2 separate regions of the Homo sapiens genome follow, and region 1 is linked to region 2. The links are chromatin loops, found by intact Hi-C in ENCODE. Cell type or tissue: CD4-positive, alpha-beta T cell. All regions are shown on one strand. Links, peaks and the distances in the headings refer to the core of each region. The heading gives the core; the rest is flanking DNA. Region 1 overlaps MACC1 (MET transcriptional regulator MACC1). Region 2 overlaps HDAC9 (histone deacetylase 9).

The links. Peaks named below come from ENCODE experiments on the same cell type or tissue, not always from the same donor. Only the 100,000 strongest peaks of a DNase experiment are listed, where the experiment ranks them.
Region 1: it touches region 2 in a loop (17-fold over the local background); 1 of 110 quality-filtered maps calls a loop at or near these places.

What each region holds. Positions count from the first base shown.
Region 1 is chr7:20,211,189-20,214,117 of GRCh38, forward strand. All of the region lies in intron 1 of MACC1 (MET transcriptional regulator MACC1), which reads right to left. Among named protein-coding and RNA genes, the nearest start is that of MACC1, 4.7 kb to the right of the region's middle. In CD4-positive, alpha-beta T cell, for the core only: no CTCF peak of the experiment used is centred there; no DNase peak of the experiment used is centred there.
Region 2 is chr7:18,507,964-18,510,892 of GRCh38, forward strand. All of the region lies in intron 2 of HDAC9 (histone deacetylase 9), which reads left to right. Among named protein-coding and RNA genes, the nearest start is that of HDAC9, 14 kb to the left of the region's middle. RefSeq lists enhancers at 673-1,872, 680-809. In CD4-positive, alpha-beta T cell, for the core only: no CTCF peak of the experiment used is centred there; a DNase peak (open chromatin) is centred at 1,208.

The DNA of each region.
Region 1 (2,929 bases), core at 230-2,729, 1.7 Mb after region 2:
TTAACATAAGGATTCCTGGGAATCAGTTTCTTCATCTCTAAAAGAGGTATAATAGCATTATCTGCTCCTCCTCAAAATTAATTAAATAATATAATATAATTAATGTGTTTGGCATATAGTAAGTACTCAGTTGGTACTAATAGTTACTATCAATATTATCATTATCATTATTGTGATTAATATGATTAATACTAAAGTAAGTGCCTGTTAAATGGAAAAGTCATATGAATAATACTAAAGTTAATACCTGTGGAAAAGTCAGTCAATCTCTAACGCCATAGGTTGAGAAACGGAGAGGTTGATTTCAGATCAAATTTTGCACCATATTTTAGAAATGGGAGTGTTCCAAACATATCTGAGTCTCCCAGATGCCACAAGCTTCTGGCTTTCAGTGACATCTGGAAAGGTTATTTGATTAGAACATTTGAGATAAACAAGTATGTTTAGAATAGAAACAGGAACTCCTATTTTGGCTGGGAATATAATGTGTTATAAATGTTTTGGAAAGCAATTTCTCAATATCTCATAAAGTTGAAGGTACACATGCCCACGGTTCAGCAAATCAGTTTCTGCAAATATTCACTAGAGTAATTCTTTCATTTGGACACAAATAGGAATGTACTATAATATTTTATAGTACTACTTATGATAGCAAAATGCCATACAGCCATGAAAATAAGTTGTGCTGTAAGAATAGACATGGATTAATCTTAAAAGTATAATGTAGAGAGAAAAGAGCAAGTTGCAGATGAATAATGTATACTTTATTGTTTCCACAAAATTTTCAAACATTCAAAACAATCTTATAGACTGTTGTTTATGGATATCTTCACATACACAGCAGTGGAAAGAATAAAAGCATTTAAAAAAGAAAAGAATAAAAACATACACTGCAGTGATATCGACAAAGATAGGATAGTGGTAACCTTTGAGGGTGAAAAGAGAATAGGATTAAGCAGGGTACTTTTTTATCTTTAATATTTTATTTCTTAAACTGGGAGGTGAGTACATAAGTCTTTGCAATATCTATCTTTAAATGTCTACTACATATTACATGTATTGGGGAAATATCTAAATTAGGTGTCTTCCCAGTGGAAATAGAAAACATACAAAACTCTTCTACCATTCCTGGAAATTAAACCTGATGTCTGTTCTGGCTGGAGATGAAGATGTTTCTGTTTATTCCAAGGAAGGCCCCTATAAAGAAGCCTCTTATCTCTGGGCAAGGTGGTGGCCACAGTAACCAAGAGAAAACAAAACCTGGGAGGAAAGAGTCAGCATGCCCTTCCTCTGCCTTCCCATCCCTGAGTACCTGAAGAATCTCTCTTCAGCTCTCTTCTCCTGGAAACTTGAGTGGGGCAGGAGGAAAAGCGGAGCTAGGTGTCATTTTAATGAGGAACATACTTGTCTCCTCCATTTATCTGGCCCTCCCTGATGGCACTCCAGAATTCCAATCCCACATGATTAACAACATAGTTTCCCTTTTCTGCTTGAAGGTCCATTCTCCTCTCAATTTCAAATCACCTGAGATACAAAGCTGCATTTCCCCACAAGAACCAGTTCCCTCTCCTTTCCTTCAGTGCTACTGTCCTTCTCTCAGACCACCAAGCTTAAAAACTCCAGAGGCTCAAACAGCAAAGATGGCAGCCCGCTCCTCCCTCTGGGAGTTCTGGCCCAGGGAGTTTTCAAATTTCTGTAGGCGGAAGAATACTAGCGGGAGTGGCTGGAGACCCCATTTGGTAGGTTCCACCTAGTAAAAAGAAATGAGATCAGGGACTGGCTTAAAGAAGCTGTATGGTCATGTTTTCGTAGAGCAGCTGTTCTGTGCTGGGATACCACTTCCACCTTGGTCGACTTGACATTTCCAAAGCCCACAGGCTGGAATAATTAAGATGTGGAAAATGCAAAGATGGTGGCCCACCCTTCCCTTTGGAAGCTCTCTTTTCAAAAGAAGACATACATGTGGCTACCAATCATATGAAAAAAAGCTCAACATCACTGATCATTAAAGAAATACAAATCAAAACCACAATGAGATATCATCTAACACCAGTCCGAATGGCTGTTACTAAAAAGTCAAAAAATAACAGATGCTGGTGAGGTCGTAGAGAAAAAGGAACGCTTATATGCCATTGGTGAGAGTGTAAATTAGTTCAGCCATTGTGGAAGACAGTCTGGCAATTCCTCAAAGACCTAAAGACACAAATACCATTTTATCCAGCAATCCCATTACTGGGTATATAACCAAAGGAATATGAATCATCCTATTATGAAGACATATGCACACATATGATCATTGCAGCACTATTCACAATGGCAAAGACATGGAATCTATCTAAATGCCCATAATGATGGACTGGATAAAGAAAATGTGGTACATATACACCATGGAATACTACATAGCCATAAAAAAGAACAAGATCATGTATTTTGCAGGGACATGGATGGGGCTGGAGGCTATCATAAACAGAAAACCAAATACTGCATGTTCTTATTTATGAGTGAGAGTTAAATGATGAGAACACATGGACACATAAAGGGGAACAACACACACCGAGGCCAATTGAAGGGTGGAGGGTGGGAGGAGGCAGAGGGTCAAGATAAATAACTTGGGTACTAGGCTTAATACCTGGGTGATGAAATAATCTGTACAACGAAGCCCCATGACATAAGTTTACCTATGTAACAAACCTACATATGTACCCCTGTACATAAAATAAAAGTTAAAAATAAAATAAATAAAAACTCAAGAGCAGCTTGGCTGTCACTATAATTATTATTATTCAGTTTTCTTTTTTATTGAATTACTCCTTCATCCTCTGCTTCTTTTCCATTTTAATTCCTACCACTCTTCATTTATTCATGTTCAGCTTATTGAAACCTATTTCCAAAGAGCTCTCCTGGTGTCATATTCCCTATGCTCCAATCC
Region 2 (2,929 bases), core at 183-2,682:
TCGAAGACTTTGGAAGATGAAATTGTTTGAAGCTTTGGGAACTGGGGTGAAAGAGTCATTTATCGGTTCATTTTTTCACCCAAAACTGTTTTAAGAACCAACCATATGACACAGAAGATACAGCTATTAAACAAAGCAAGGAGATACATGGTTGGTTGTTCAATGGAATGATGGATGGATAGATAAAGCTACTTGAGATAGGAATTAGTATTAAGGTGAAATAAGAGAATGGGGTAGAAAGTGACTGATAGGGCAGTATTAACTAGGGTAGCTAGGGTAGTTAAGTGAAGGCTTTTGAGTCTGCTAACCTGTAAAGGGTATCTTTCTAAAAAAAGTAGATTTTCCTTCAACGTTTAATTTGGTCTAAGTCAAGTAGAACAGAAGCACAGTTAAAATAGATTAGGAATGGTCTGGATCTATTTCAATATTGTTACCTCTGCTTTGTGGAAAGGATGGGGAAGCATTTAGCAGTAGGTAGGTAAGGGAACTGGAGAAAGGCTGTTAGCTATGATTTTCTCTGTTTTTCATAGAGATCGTGAACCAAGTGCCTCTCTCTTGTATTCATATTATTAACTTGAAGTGAAGGCTCTTTTAGAACTTGTTCCCTTTCCTTGTTCCTAAGGTTCACCCTTGTCCCTCATCTCACCTGCCCTGTCAATTGTGCTTAACATTTCTTACCCAAGCAGTATGAGTCATTGCTAGTAGTTCAGTGAAGCAAACAGTTTCTCTTTCTCAGAAACCCAAAAGAAGGGGAGCAGAGTATCTTCGCCAGCTGAAGTTAGAAGTCTTAGAACATTTTCTCATAAACACAATATTGCACACTTTTTAAAGGAGTATGAAATACAGTATTCATCACACAGGCATTTACTGTGTACCTACAACGTGCCAGGTATTTAATTCAGGTAGATCATGGGTCAAATCACACCTTTGTTAGGCGGCTGGAGAATCATAACTTCCCAAGAAAATATTTAGCATACATAGCATACACAGTCGTCGTTGGGTTAGCAACTGGCTAGATTCGTGACATGTTGTTACAAAAAAATAGTTGTATAAGGAAGTATTTCATGAAGGTGACACATCTATTTTTTAAAAAGGGAGAAACAGCTAAGAGCTATTTTTCCTCACACATTATGCTTTGTGAATAGGGAACAATGGTGGATACACAGAGTAGGTTGGACAAACATTTTTGAGGGACTGACACATTATCTCACATGCTTGATGCCTCATGGGGTTTTCCCTCAACATTCCAATTGGTCTAAGTCAAAGCACAATTAGAATAGAGCAGGAAGTGTTCTGGAGCTATTTTAATCTCCACTTAACTTCTGCCTTGTGGAAGGGGTGGGGAAGCCTTTATCAATGGGTAGGTGGGAGAACCAGGGGAAGACTGTCAGCTACGATTTTCTCTAGCCTCAAGAAGACTGAGACCGAGCCAAACTCCTGGCCAACGTGCTTTGTGGATTCACAGTGTAGCTTGAGAAAAATGGTTAGTGGTGACTTGTTTTTTCCCCCGAGTGATTATCTCATTCAATCAGTATTTATTGAGTCCTTGAAAGCTGTATTTTTTAAATGAGGCTGCTTGTTTATCTGTTTTTGTTGTTGTTGATTTCTTAGTCTAAGAATTACCAGGTATTTCCTTCTTCTGAGATACCTTAATGCTCTATTCCAACTGGTCATCACTGGGGAAAATTCTCTTACAAGCCCAATGCAAATGTTACCTAATGTCTGACACCATCACTGATTTCCCCTCACCTCTGTAATATTAATACTTCCCTAATTACGTGTATTTTTTTTCTCTTTCTCCCTTCTCTCTCGATCCTCATAGTCCTTTTATTACTCTCTTTAGAACATTTCCACTTTCTGTCTTACACTGTGACTGTGTATGTGTGTCCTCATCCCCCCAATTAGTTATATTATAAGCTCCAAGAGGAAAAGGATCATGTTTTACTTCTATTTTTATTCCCTACAGTACCTAGCATATAATTGATCCCTGAGACTATTTTTAGATAAATGAATGATTAAAGAGTACAGTGTTATTGCACAATGTGTTTTTATACATTTGGTATTTTTAAAAAATGATTTCTTCTTTTATGAAGAAAATTACTCCTCAGTTTCTTTGTAGATTTGAAAAATGTAGACATTTTTGAGGTGTTAGAGCTTTTTGCCCCCAAATTAAAATTATTCATTATAGAATGTAAGCAGGAATGACCTCCAATGCTTTAACAATGTGTGTATGACCCTTTAAATGCTTCAGTTATTCTTAACGAAGGGAATTTGGGAATATTCTTATTTGATGTGATTTTTCAATGAATAATGAATGCCAATAGAAATTTCCTGGGATATGTGTCTGCATTCAAAATGTGAAATGTGAAATAGCTAATTTAAGACTGCCTGAATATAAATGCATACTTTTTTTAATCCAAGAGAAGAATAAATTTAGTTGTGAAAATGATTACAGGTGTACTTTTATGTTATTCAAATAACACTTTGCATTTAATACTATTTTTCCCTTCTCCTATGTTTTTATGTAGAGACAATTTTCTTAGATAAGGGGCAAAAATAGGTGGATTTTTCTGTTAATAATAATATCAATTGGAAATAATTTATCCCCACAATTGCTATCTAGCTCATCTACATTTATTCTGACATTATTTAATTAGCTATATTATTTGACAAGGGGGCAAGGAATGATGATTTTTGATGAACAATTTAATCAAAATCTCAATGCCAAGGGTATCAGTAATTTGAAAAATTATCTAAAGTAAAATGTCAGAATAAGGAGTTAACATAGTGAGATATTAAGGAAATATAGATGGAATGGGTGAATCAATCTCTATGTACAACTCTTCTAAGAGAAGAATGAGAAAATTATCTTTATGTGTATGTGGGAAAGGAATGGTATAGGGAATAAGATATAAATCTTTCAGGGTAG